Regions from separate parts of the Homo sapiens genome. Here all the other regions are linked to region 2. The links are chromatin contacts, found by Hi-C or POLR2A ChIA-PET in ENCODE. All regions are on one chromosome and are shown on one strand. Each heading gives the region's core, a stretch centred on a gene start or an enhancer-like site at or near the end of the contact. The rest is flanking DNA. Distances are from core to core; before and after follow the strand shown. Region 1 overlaps LOC101929507 (a long non-coding RNA gene). Region 2 overlaps NFIB-AS1 (NFIB antisense RNA 1). Region 3 overlaps LINC00583 (long intergenic non-protein coding RNA 583). Region 4 overlaps LOC101929507 (a long non-coding RNA gene).

What was found. Hi-C counts contacts between places; a loop is a spot of excess contacts on that map. ChIA-PET counts read pairs that join two places held with the same protein, here RNA polymerase II (POLR2A). Pooled maps may share reads with other maps.
Region 1: a map of K562 shows a loop between it and region 2 (2.9-fold over the local background). The contact joins two enhancer-like sites. A Hi-C loop is called at or near these places in 1 of 168 maps with a recorded cell type or tissue (K562), 10 of 37 single-sample maps with no recorded cell type and 2 of 50 pooled maps. POLR2A ChIA-PET finds 5 or more read pairs at or near these places in 1 of 52 experiments (HEK293).
Region 3: a loop to region 2 is called in a map with no recorded cell type, with 2.7 times the contacts of the local background. The contact joins two enhancer-like sites. A Hi-C loop is called at or near these places in 4 of 37 single-sample maps with no recorded cell type and 2 of 50 pooled maps. POLR2A ChIA-PET finds 5 or more read pairs at or near these places in 1 of 52 experiments (AG04450).
Region 4: a map of heart left ventricle shows a loop between it and region 2 (2.5-fold over the local background). The contact joins two enhancer-like sites. A Hi-C loop is called at or near these places in 1 of 168 maps with a recorded cell type or tissue (heart left ventricle), 1 of 37 single-sample maps with no recorded cell type and 5 of 50 pooled maps.

The regions. Positions count from the first base shown.
Region 1 is chr9:13,960,959-13,963,779 of GRCh38, forward strand. The region is part of intron 4 of LOC101929507 (a long non-coding RNA gene); the gene reads right to left. Among named protein-coding and RNA genes, the nearest start is that of LINC00583, 34 kb to the left of the region's middle. Within about 2 kb of position 1,338, at least 3 of the 41 ENCODE cell types and tissues checked have a DNase peak (open chromatin) inside an H3K27ac peak, as active enhancers do.
Region 2 is chr9:14,351,940-14,355,126 of GRCh38, forward strand. All of the region lies in intron 1 of NFIB-AS1 (NFIB antisense RNA 1), which reads left to right. It also overlaps a transcript of NFIB not described here. Among named protein-coding and RNA genes, the nearest start is that of NFIB-AS1, 36 kb to the left of the region's middle. Within about 2 kb of position 1,697, at least 11 of the 41 ENCODE cell types and tissues checked have a DNase peak (open chromatin) inside an H3K27ac peak, as active enhancers do.
Region 3 is chr9:13,937,965-13,940,924 of GRCh38, forward strand. All of the region lies in intron 1 of LINC00583 (long intergenic non-protein coding RNA 583), which reads left to right. LOC101929507 (a long non-coding RNA gene) reads right to left here. Exons shown (of 8, transcript XR_001746621.2): 5 at 2,439-2,544; 6 at 1,697-1,973. Among named protein-coding and RNA genes, the nearest start is that of LINC00583, 11 kb to the left of the region's middle. RefSeq lists an enhancer at 1,584-2,400. Within about 2 kb of position 1,312, at least 2 of the 41 ENCODE cell types and tissues checked have a DNase peak (open chromatin) inside an H3K27ac peak, as active enhancers do.
Region 4 is chr9:13,861,900-13,864,972 of GRCh38, forward strand. All of the region lies in intron 7 of LOC101929507 (a long non-coding RNA gene), which reads right to left. Among named protein-coding and RNA genes, the nearest start is that of LINC00583, 65 kb to the right of the region's middle. Within about 2 kb of position 1,397, at least 6 of the 41 ENCODE cell types and tissues checked have a DNase peak (open chromatin) inside an H3K27ac peak, as active enhancers do.

The DNA of each region.
Region 1 (2,821 bases), core at 88-2,587, 390 kb before region 2:
AAAAAACTGCCAATTTTAAAAAATATATTTTTTGGCCTCTGTATCAAATTGTCTGATGGATGGTGTGTAAGCAAAATGACAATAATCATAGTTAGCACATAGACACCATTTTAACACTTTTACATGTATTTAATTCATTGAGGCTTCATGATACACCTGTAATTTAAGTGTATCCCCATTTTCCAGTTGAGGAAGCTGAGGCTCAGAGAAGTTAAGTAACTTGCCCAAGGTCACAAAGCATGTGTGTGGCAGAGCCAGGATATGAACACGAGCATTATAGGTCAAGAGACTCTTGCCATGGAAGCCTCTTGGGGAGTGGGGAGAAGAATCACAAAAACTCCTCCCGAAATTGCATCATGGAAAAAATAATCCGATACATTTAAAGTAACCCTAAAGCTCTAATTACTTCTTCGTTTACTTGATTGGTGATCAAATTCCCTTCTAGCCTTCTGGGGAGGTTACTAAGAAGCTATGACACAAACACCACCAGCTACCCACAATCTGTGTTTCCTTTGGTGACCAGTCAGCTTCTTTATATTGTCTTCTTAAGGCCCAAATAAGGGCAAGGATTAGAGGCCTCCTGGCCTCCCAGCTGCTGCTCTCATACTCCCTGTCCTCTGGATCTCACAGCTCTGGTGGTCCAGGAGCAAAGAGAGAAAAATCACAAAGATGAAATTCTTCCCTGAGTTGAGAATAATGAGAAAGGTGTTGTGTCAACAACACAAACAAGGAAAAGTTGCCCTGAATCCCATCATTTATGCCCCCTGAGATCATCTGTGTAGCTCACAGCATACAAAAAGACCTGATGTTGAGCTCAGTTCCTGCCTTTGATGACACACAAATAGAAGTCAATTTTACACATTCACTGATTCTCCACATATTTATTGACAGTCTAGGGTAGGCTGGGTACTAAGATGGTTAAGATCCAATACTCATGCTTGAGTTCTGAGTTTAGACTGCTCTATGCCTTGGTTTCTTCCAGCCGGAAACAATAACTCTATACCCCACTTCTCCCCAGAGGTGCCACTCAGATTTCTGAGATATGAAAAATGTGGGAAGGAAAGTTCCTGCAAAGCCCCAATCCTTAGAAAAGCAAACTTCGCCGCCACAGTACACAGCACACACTCCAGAGTCGCCCATTGCCAACAGGCCAGCCAAGACACAGACTCCACCGGAGCGCTGGTGTCTCCAACTAATGGCCCGCTTTCATTCCTCTCTTCCCTGAACACTTTTAAACTTTTTTCTGGAGTCAACCCAAACTCAGCAGAGTTTCCAGATCTGTGGAAGTACAGCATGCAAGCAGCCCATTTCCTGACAATGCTGCAAAGCTTCAGGGAACACATTTTGTTATTTCCACATTTATGAGTCAAGCTGAAGCCCTGAACCTGACTCCTGACCAGGCTGTCCCCCACCTGGGAATGCTGCAAAGCTGAGGGGGGAAGGAAAATGGCACTGAACATGCACAGAGAAGTTAATAAAAATAAATGTTCCAATGGCTGCCTAGACAAAAACATTGGCATCCAAGGGGTCTCTAAAAGGGACTGAGGTGTGAAGATCATTTTCTGAGCCCTATTCAGGTTCTTCCCATGATAACTTGTTCTGGTGTGATTGCAAAGAAAGCAAAGTTTCAGGAAATGTGGCTCAAACTAAATGACACATTCTCTAAATGAACCTTTTCTTTCTTAAAGCAACCTGAAAAATGAAGCAAAGGGACTATACATTATTTCATCAATAATAAAAATGTTTAAGCACTTAATATGCACACAGCATCATGCTAGGCACTGTGAATGGTACAAAGAGAAATGTAACCATTGAACAAATTATTTTCAAATACCTACAAGGTGTCAGACATTGTATTAGCTATCGGAAATGAAAACACAGGTAACGCATGGCTCTAGCCCATTCTGCAATTTTTAATCAGTTTTAAAGCAACAATGGGAAAAAGAAAACTGGTCATGCTGACTGCTGGTATTTAGGAATAAGGAGAAGTTCTTAGATCTACTATACTTTTTCCATTTTCTTGAGAAATAATGTTGATTGGTTGAGGTGGTTTGTCAAGAAAAGAAAGTCGTCTTTTAGTTGATAAGGTAATTAGGAAGGAAGGAGTCCACTCCACTTCCAAGCTGTAACTAAAATTTTCAGTGGAGGAAAACAAATTTATAAAGATGAGTCAAAACCAAAACTGAACACTGATAGAGTGCTGGTTCCTACTGAACTTCACTGCAACAATACAGCTGATGCTGTCAGTAAGGATGGTGCTGCCTCATATTGCAAGTTGGTGTTTGTTATAGATATGTAATGCAATGTCAAGTAGGACTTTTCTTGTTGCACTGACATTTACCTAAGACCCAATCTGAGCACCTGACAGTAAATTTATCACATTCTAATTTCAAGGAAATTCCCTAAGAGTTATTGAGAGGCACCAGAGCAGAGCCAGCCCTGCCAACAGCCACCTCTCTCTCCTCCCACTCTGGTTCCTATGAAAAGACGACTGAGAAGTGAGAAGTGTGGGACTTCCCACTCAGAAGTGGGAGTGCAGCATTACTCTATGCAGTTAGTTCCTCCCTTCTTCATTGCAAAAGGGTTGTGCAGTGCTACATTTTAGTGCGAAAGAAACCCCTTGCAGGAAGCTGTAAGACAGTGAATGGCTGAAGGGCAAGAGCTATTATGGTATATAGGAAAATAAGCTGGAATCAGAGTTCCCCAGTCAGGAAACTGTGGAGTGAGAAGCTTCTACAGAGACTCTTGAAGAACCACATAGGCAACCCACAACAGAAGGAACACTTAAGATATCTGCAACGCAGCCGGGTGCAGTGGCTCA
Region 2 (3,187 bases), core at 447-2,946:
AGCAGAGTGTGCCACAGACCCCGGGTCTCTTGATTTGAGGTCCCATTTGCCCACAGTTCTGACGGAAGTATATAGCTAACAATAAACTACTGTTGAGTGAGCATCAACTGTGCACCAGACCACGTACCATGCCAGATATGTTACATAAGTCATCTTTGCAGCAACGCTAAAGAGCATCATTAACCCCAATAAAATTTTAAAAATAAAATCATAAAAGGAACACATGCGTAAATCCAGATACTTCAAATAATAGAAAACAGCATAAAATGAAAGTAAAAGTCTCCTACCCTGCTCCGTCTCCTGGAATTACACTGATTTTTTCATTTTTTTTTGGTGATGTATTTGTATATATAATAGATGTTATCATTATTTTATGAGTGTGGAGTTGGGAGGCTCACCACCAAGATAACAAACCATGGCTACCTGTCTCCGGGCTCAGCACTTCCCGGTACTCTACATTAGCTAAGATGAACGTGGAAATAAAGAAGTGAGCGAGGCCACAGGTAAAAAGAAGAGTCGGGTCAGAATTGACATCACCGCTTCTTTTGCACTGTTCCTCCTGCCCCTGCCTGGCTCCTGAGACCACAGGCTCCCTCAGTGTATGTAATCTGATGATCTTCTATGGTGGCTGCATTTCTTCCAGGCCTTGGTGCAATTGGACAAGCAAGTGTTTCCATGCTCTGTCACCCGGGCCCTCAGTGCTGTTTCTACGCTGTACTAGGTCTGGTCCTGAGGCAAGCCTCTAAGCTTTAGATTTCACTGCTTATCTCTCAGCGTTGTTGAGAGGCTCCAATAACAGACAGGGAAAGGACTGTGTAAACTTGGAATCTCTCTATGTAAACATACAGCTGCTTTTCAAAGGCCTGCATAGGAAGGACCCTGTAGCCTTTCCCTCTGGAACAGAGGAGTTTCAGGAGTCTTTGTGAAAGAGTACGTTTTTGACATCTGAGGGTTTGCATTGTGTCCGTTTGTGTCTATAGGGGCAGGGTTAGGAGTATGTCTTAAAGTAGAAGAGGATGCTCATTTATTACTGAATCTTTGGAATCAGGAGACTTTGGCAAGGGTCAAGTGGATTTCTTTCTGCTGGAGGGCACACAGAGGCAAGCTGGTGGGGTTACAAGGAGGCAGTTATCCTGCTTGGGGTGCACCATGGGTTGGTGAGAATGGCAGAGGTATGGTGAAGGTGCTGCAGCCTGTCCCTTTGGGTAGGTAGCTACTACCAAAGGCTGTCCTTAGACTGTAGGGGCAGACAGAGGGTGGTGAGGGATAGGTCCAGGCCGCGTGAGCTTCCCAGACATGTTATTTAATTTGTGATTGTTTTTGTGCGTGGAAAGGGGAGGGATATTAGAGGATAGATGTGACAGTTCTTCTGGGAAGCTGGTCCTGTTCTATAGGGTTCTTCATTCAGGAAGAATAGCCAAAAACATCCTGAGTTCAGAGGCCTGCAAGTGAGAACAAATGGTGGACCACTGCTAGGGTGTCCTTGGCAGAGCGGGGGAGCTCCTGGAGAGGGGTCTCTGAACTGCTGCATCCCTGCACCCTGAGAATCTGAGCATGAGGAGGAAGCAGAAAATGGCTTTAAGGCGAATGAAGGGGGCTGGGGAGTGGGCTGGTTCCAATGAGAGAAACTGAAAGGAGGGAAGTCAGATTTTTCTTGACGGCCCAGTCTGGCTTCATTCTTCAATACCTGTCAGGACAAAGGCTGCTGCGCCCCCTGGTGTCCGACTGGCCGCCGATGCCTGCGAGCTGACGTGGAGACCCGCAGGCGGTGAGACCCGGGGACCAGCTGGAGGAGTCCACGGGTCAGATGCCTTTTCTTCCATTTGCTAAGGGAGTTGAAGTTGAAATAGCCGTTGCTTTGTCCGTTCTAGAGTCCAAATAGAGACTCTAGTGGAGAGCGAGAGGGGTTTTGTCTTTTTTTTTTTTTTTTTTTGCATGCAATTGAGGCTGACAGGACAATGCCTGTTTAGAAGTAGCCTGGTGCAGTGGAAAGTACGCTCATCTGAAAGAAAAGACCTGCATTTTAGGTGGAGAGCTGATCTGGGGCAAATCACTTAAAATGTTCCAACCTCCCCTTCCTTCTCTAAAAACCAAAGGGGTTACAGTAAGATGTCTGTAAGGTGTTGTCTGAACTCTAATGTTGATTGGGATTGATTAAATCACTAATACACCGCACCCTATTTTCTCAGAGCCTTGCAAATTTGACATTATTTTTTCAATCTACAGGCAGGTGCAAATGTTATGTTTCAGCATCATGAGTTCCCTAATTGTGAGCAAAGATTTTAGTGTCTCCTTTCCTTTTAAAAATAAAAAAATAGCTCTTTTGAGCACAGAACCTCCCTCACCACCACCTTTTGTGGAGCCTCCTGCAAGAAAGCTGCAGAGTGAACAGGGCTTCAGTCTCTGCTCTGTTTCTTTTAAAAATAAAGTACTAAAGTATTGTGCTGGAAATTCTGCTACTAAGTGTTACATGTGGTAGGTGTGAATATATGCTTCAATAGTTCCAGGCACAAGACCAAAATCTTCCCCAGAATTAGCAGAGTTTTCAGCTATAATCTGGCTAACATTTTTCTACAAATAGGTACAAAGACCAATTTGAGAGTACGGTCTCTCTAAGGGGCTACATGGTTGGGTTTCCATTGAAATTTAGGGCCATCCCTTGTACAGTCAGGTGAATTTTTAAGTGGGATCAGCCCTGGGGAATAATTATGTAGTCGCTGAGGGTTTTTCTCTCCTAAAATCTCCAAATCTAGTTTCTGAGGTGAGCAGTCAGTTATACCTCATGGCAATTTTTTCCTTCAGCATTGCATTTAAATGGTTATCTCTATGTAATGGGTACTCTGTGTGTGTGTGTGTGTGTGTGTGTGTGTGTGTGTGTAGAAATGGATTGTCCCGTGAAGGATCACTTGAACAGCAACCTTAGCTTTACAGATGTGAAGGGAGTGTGTAGCCCTTGTCCTGTTGTGAACACTGTCACTATTCCTTGTGCGGCAGGGGAGGAGCAGGTCTCTCTAAATGAGAGAAGCGAACCAGAGGAAGAACAGCAGCACAAATGAGATGACCTATAGCAACCGACCCCTGCTTCAGGGATGGGGAGATGCTGTGTGTGTGTGAGCATGTTTGGGTTGGAGTAAGCACAGTGACTTGGAACACTGCACCCCTCCCCAAAGGGAAAAGCTGTGTTACA
Region 3 (2,960 bases), core at 62-2,561, 410 kb before region 2:
TGGGGCCTGCGATTTGGCATTTCTGAGAAGCTCTCAGATTATGTCACTGCTGCCAGTCCATAGATCATATATTGAGTAGCAAGGCCTGAGATAATCTCTCAAATGTCAGTGATCTCAGTTCGGCTTTTGATAAGACTGGGGAGTCAAGGATTTGAAATTGAGTTTCCTGGTCAGTACCTATAATCCAAATTTTTAGAAGCATTCGTTAAGAAGTAATTCATTTGCTGTAGACATTAAGGTTGCTAGAAACACTGAAAACATGACATGATTTCTCACTCTGTCCAAATGCCTCAGCACTTGTGCACAGAAGTGGCCTTCAGGAGAATCTGCATACAAGGCTAACATTGTCTACATGAAGAATTTGGATTTGCTCAAATACTTGAGTACTTGGTAAAGGCACGAGTGTTTTCTGCCATAAGATAGGGTATTCTTTGGCAGCTGTAACCAAAGGTTTTGGTATTAATCCAAAAAAATTAATATATTAAATCATTGATAGACACCAAATCAATAAAGTAAATTGAAAACTAAAATTGCTTTAGTTGTAGGTGGTGGGACGTGGAAAGGGAAAGCCAGAGATTTCTGGAAACTCCCCAGCTATATTTGTACCTTGAGGGTGCCTCTTGAAAATCTTAAGTAAGCTCATTGGAAACATGTCTTGAAAAACACTGCAGAATGACCTGAAATGAATGGTTTGGATCTATGTTACTAACAGGTCACCTCAAGAGTGTGAGTATCCATTTCTGAAGGTTTGCCCAATATATTCACTTCAGGGATTGAAGAGTTAAAGAAATCTGGATTTGAACCATCCTTTTCACACTCAGATCTGCTACTCTAAAAGTCTATGAGTCCATTCTTTTCTAACTTAATTAGGACCTGGAATTTAAGTGCAGTGTCAAGCATTTTGATATTTGTCCATCCTTCCCTCTCCCAGGGTGAAGAGGCTTTTTTTTTCATGGCCAGAAGTCACTGGTAATGAGTTAGATAATTATATTCTATTGTTGAGAACCTAGACCTGCTCATTCTTTTCCTCACTTTCAATTGTGTGTGTGTGTGTGTGTGTGTGTGTGTGTGTGTGTGTGTGTGTGACAATATTAACTTCACTTAACTGCTGGAAATTGCAGGGAGCAGACAACTGCAGCTGAAAGAGGTGAAACAAAGAAAAGAAGGAAAAAAAGAGGAGGGAAAAGCTTTGCTGCAGAGTTTTTTTCTTAAGGGAGGAAGAAAAAGATTTTGTATTTCATAACACAGAGCATTAAAATGATGTAGCCCCACACAATGAAAACCTTGTGTTTTATTAAAGTGAAAAGCCTTGCTCAAGGCCTCCATTACTCATTTCCGGATGGAATGGCAAAACTTCAAGTTTGAAAAGACTCAAGTAGCTACAATCAAACTTTCCCTGGTAGCAGCTGATAACACAGCACTTTCCAGAAATCCATTTTGTAGATTCTGCAGATCAGCTATTTTCAGGACTCTCAGAGGCTGAACTCTGCACAAAAGGGGTAGCAGCACAGAAAGCCTGGAGATACTTAGTGCTGTAAGAATGTTTTCCACTACTTTAGGGTGGAAACTGATGGGAAATTCAATGGGTGGGTAAAAAGGTCACTACCATAATGCGAAGACCAATGTTTCAGTATCTCCATCCCACAACTCAAAAGGACCAAGGCAAAAGTACCCAAAACCCTGTTACCCCACTCACCTTCCCCTTCAACCAGAAGGACGGGGTTCAGAGACTCAGGGGTAGACGTCAGGTAGCAAACAGCAAATCTCCTGCCAGTTCCTCATTTATGCTGGAGAACAGGCACCTGGTCTTCATTAACATTGCTGCGGTAGTTAATGCGTTGCAGGTGTGAAAGTGTGTGGCTGAAATCTGACAAAACACCTGTCTTTTGTGGCACCATTAGATCTGCCTAGTGTGGGACACGACCCCCTCGGGTGTGCTTTCTCCTGCCTTGAAAGCCACAGTAAGCATTGTCCTGTAATTACAAAATCAGAGTCATCATTGCTGGGAAGAATTCCTTAACAAATTATACCTAATTAGTCTGAAATTACCTTTAATTCATGGTGAAACCATAGGCTTAACTGTGTTCTATAACACCTTCCTTTTTATCTTTATGCAAATATGATTATACACTATCAAACTGGCACCACCAGGCATAAAAAACAGCTGCAGCTAGTTCTTTGGTTACTAAATGGGAACTGGACGCATGCCATTGATTATGTTTTCTGAAATGCTGCATCAAAAAAAATAATAATAATATCAGCCAGTTCCTTCTCTGTGAATTCTAGTTTTCTTCCCCACCCACAGAATCCTACTTGAAAGCTGTGAGATTGATCTCCCTTGCCCAACCCCCTACCTCCTCACCACATTTTCTGCAGAGACGTGTGTACATCTTGCTGCCGCCCAATCTTTTAGAATGTCATTAAGTGTCAAAACATACCTCATTTTATTTCTGATCACAGCTTCTTATGATATGGCTTATTTGGCTCTCATTCTCATCTCAAATCTTCACAAAACTTTTGATTCAATGCAATTTGATTCATGTACTGTGGATTAAAAAGTTACTCATGTAGCAGGCATTGATCTACGAGATTTACATATACTCTGTTATCTAATCCTGGCTGCAGTCCTATCCACTATGTACTACTATTATTATCCCCTTTTTGCAGATAAGGAAACCAAGGCATAGAGATGTTATATATCTTACATGAGGTCAGGAAGCTAGAAGAGACAGAGCCAACAATCTTGCTCAAGCCATCTGTTTCTAGCATGCTCTTATCCCTTCTAATAGGCATTCCCAATGATGTCCAAGGTCTTTCTAATTGACACTGATTACTTTCAATTCTCCTATCACACTTCTGAGCACAACATTGTAGGAAAATTTTTCCAGTTAGTTGGCATATAAAGGTGAAAAGTTTCATTGTCATCAGAGAAAGAAATCATAGCTGACTCCTCCGTTGAA
Region 4 (3,073 bases), core at 147-2,646, 490 kb before region 2:
AGGCAAGTGTGAGTTTCTGACAATTTGCAGAATTCTTACCAAGCAGGAACTAGAAATCACATGGGAATTTGAGTGAGACCTGGCTATTGAGGACCTAAATAAATCCTTATGGAATCAAATCAATAATATATATATGCGTATCTAAATTTTCATATTAATAATTAATTTGCCTATATTTGCAAATTGTATAACATAAGAAGCTATAAAATGTATATAAAAATTAGTGTTTATAACATTTGTAACACTGTCCCATTTAATCCTCACTTCCATGTAGTTCCATTTTACAGATGGGAAAGTTGAGGCCCAGGAAAGGTTAAAAGGAATGATCTGAGATCCCGTAGCTGAGACCTGAGATTCCAAATAAGTTTTTAATCTCAAAATCAAAGTGGTTTTTTTAATCAAGGAAGAAAAATTCTATTTGAACCAATTCTAAGTTTTTCCATGCTTTTTATTACTTATACCTTCACCTCACATCTTTTCACATGAAAATAATTTAACTATTTAAATAATTTAAGTATTTAGGGCTAAGGGAGACCATCCACATTCCCAAATATCACACTACTAACACTGTGTTAGAGCCATCTGCAAAAAAATGGCCAATGTTATGAACTGAGTCTTCATCTTTTACTGAATGTCAAGTGTTAAATTCCGTGAGAAGCGGCATCTTACAGAATGCACAGCATTTTCAGCATTTCCCCATTATGGATTCCAAGTCTCTGCATTAATGCAAACATAGGGTCTGATATCCTTTAATATTAAATCCCCACTCTAGCCATCTCTAACAGAAAGTGGCCTTTGGGTGCCTGCCTGAAATAAATGGGGCTGGACAGGCACATTGGTCTTTTCTGGCACCCCAGAAACCAGAGATATTCCTCCCACAGTGATTTTGTGTGCAGCACTGAGTGCATGAATCTTGGATGTTGTTTCAAAAGGAACCATGAGCCATTTATTCTTAGCCTGAAATTGGCAGGCTTTACATTTTGGAGAATTTTTAATAGGACTAGCAGAGGAACCAACATTAGGGATTATTTTCTCAGTGTGGGGTTAGATGTGTAATGCATATGTTTGCCCTGAGGACCCCAAGCCACATACTGTAAAACTCTGTTAAAATGCCTTTCTCTGCAACTATTAACATTTTCCTGTGCACATTGTTCATTTATAATAGTCCCAGCCAAAAGTTTAGAAAGCTATGTTCCCCCATAGACCATTATTTTTATGCTAATTAATTAGCAAAACCAATATCTCAGCTATGAGATTCCAAGCTCTAGCTACTCAGTTTGGCTGAAATCTGTTTTTCTAATTATTGACTACTTTCTGCTACTTTAAGTCCGCCACCTAAGTTCTTGGACAGAGCTAGCTTCTGGGAGCAGGGGATGTCTCCAATGGCAACACAGTTCCACACTGAGTGGTGGAGTGGGAGGGAGGGATTGCAGCTGTTGGAGTCACTGTGGATTTGGGAGGAAGTAAGAGGAAGAAAGAGAGGAGATTTGTAGGACAGACTTAAAAAGGAAAAGACTAAGATCTTTTGACAAAATTTCAGTGAGGTGCAATTCTCTAAAGTTGCTAATACACTTCAACACTCTTAAAGGGAACATAGTATTAAAAACATATACAACAAGGAGATAATGAGTTAGACTCATCTGGAAAATAATTCTGTGTATATATTCTTGTGTTCTTAGGCTCTTGATTCTTTGATTTTATTTCTGAATTCCTGGAGCTGACTATATTTTTATTTCCAATTTGACAGGAATTTAGGCAGATTGTTTTCTCATTATTTCCCATATTTACAATTTACATTGCCTGTCTGATTGCTTACATTTGGGCATACAGATATACAGATATGAATATACACACATATAAATAGATACAAATAGATATAATCTCTCATGGATTTTCTATCTGATTATGATGGTTTTTATAAGGGTAAGAGGGAACAGAGCAGCTACTAATACTCTGAGCATAAACCATGCCTCATGGGCTATGTGTTCCATCTCATTCTAACTTTATAACAACCAAAGAAGAAAGAGTGATTATCCCTAGGTAACAGATGAGAATAATGAAGACTAGAGAGGTTACATATGTGACTAAGGTCCTAGTATGTGGTAGAGATAAGACTTGAATACAGATTTGTCTAGAAGAACACTGAGGCTCTTTCTCCTAAAACATGTTTCTTGGAAAAAGACTTGCACAACACGTGTATGCCTGCAGTTTGTTCTTAAAAGGAAAGTTCTCCTTTTAATTCCTTATTATGAACATTTACTTTTAACTCCTAAGACCACTCTCTGAGTGTGTACAAATGTATCATTGTCATAAGACATTTTTACACCTGTCAAATGGGAAAGGTCATTTCTTAAGAGCAGCCAGCTGTAAGTCAGGGGTTTTAAAATTAAAGAAGGAATTATGGGGCGTGACAGGCAATAAAGAAGGGGATTGTGTGGGAGAAACAAAACAGTTTGAAAAAGAAGAATCAGAGACCAAAGTTATATTTGGGGGATAGGAGGCAGGGTTGGTGTTTGGTGGTTTGTTTCTTTTTTTGCTAAGGGCAATTTTTCTCAGGAATCTATCCCACCCTTCAATATTTGGTGCCTTTCTAGGCACACATTAAGATCAGCGATTCCCTAAGTTCACAATATAGCGCTACAGCAACTAATTCTCCAATAATCTGATAATTTACTCTGTTAGTAATAATAACCAGCAAGGACTAAAGAGCTTAACTCCTTATTTTCCTCACTTCCAGATGATTTCCTTAGCTTTCAATAGAACCTTGAATGCTTTTGTCAGGAAAAATAATTCAACTGGCACCCCTTGAGGAATCGTGGAGGAAATTTTGCCATCATTTGCATTTTGAGTATTTCCCGAATTTTAATTATCCGTGATTGAACCACTAGTATGATTTCACCATCTTATATTACAGGTTTAGTATGATATACTATTTTTTATATTGACCCCTACTTTTACTGATATAGTTTTGGTTCTATTTGTTTTTTAGATGATAGCTGAGTGGTTTATTGAATTGTCTCAGCTTGGAGGAGTAAAAACATGTTATTGTTTTATTTTTCTCGAATCATTGCCC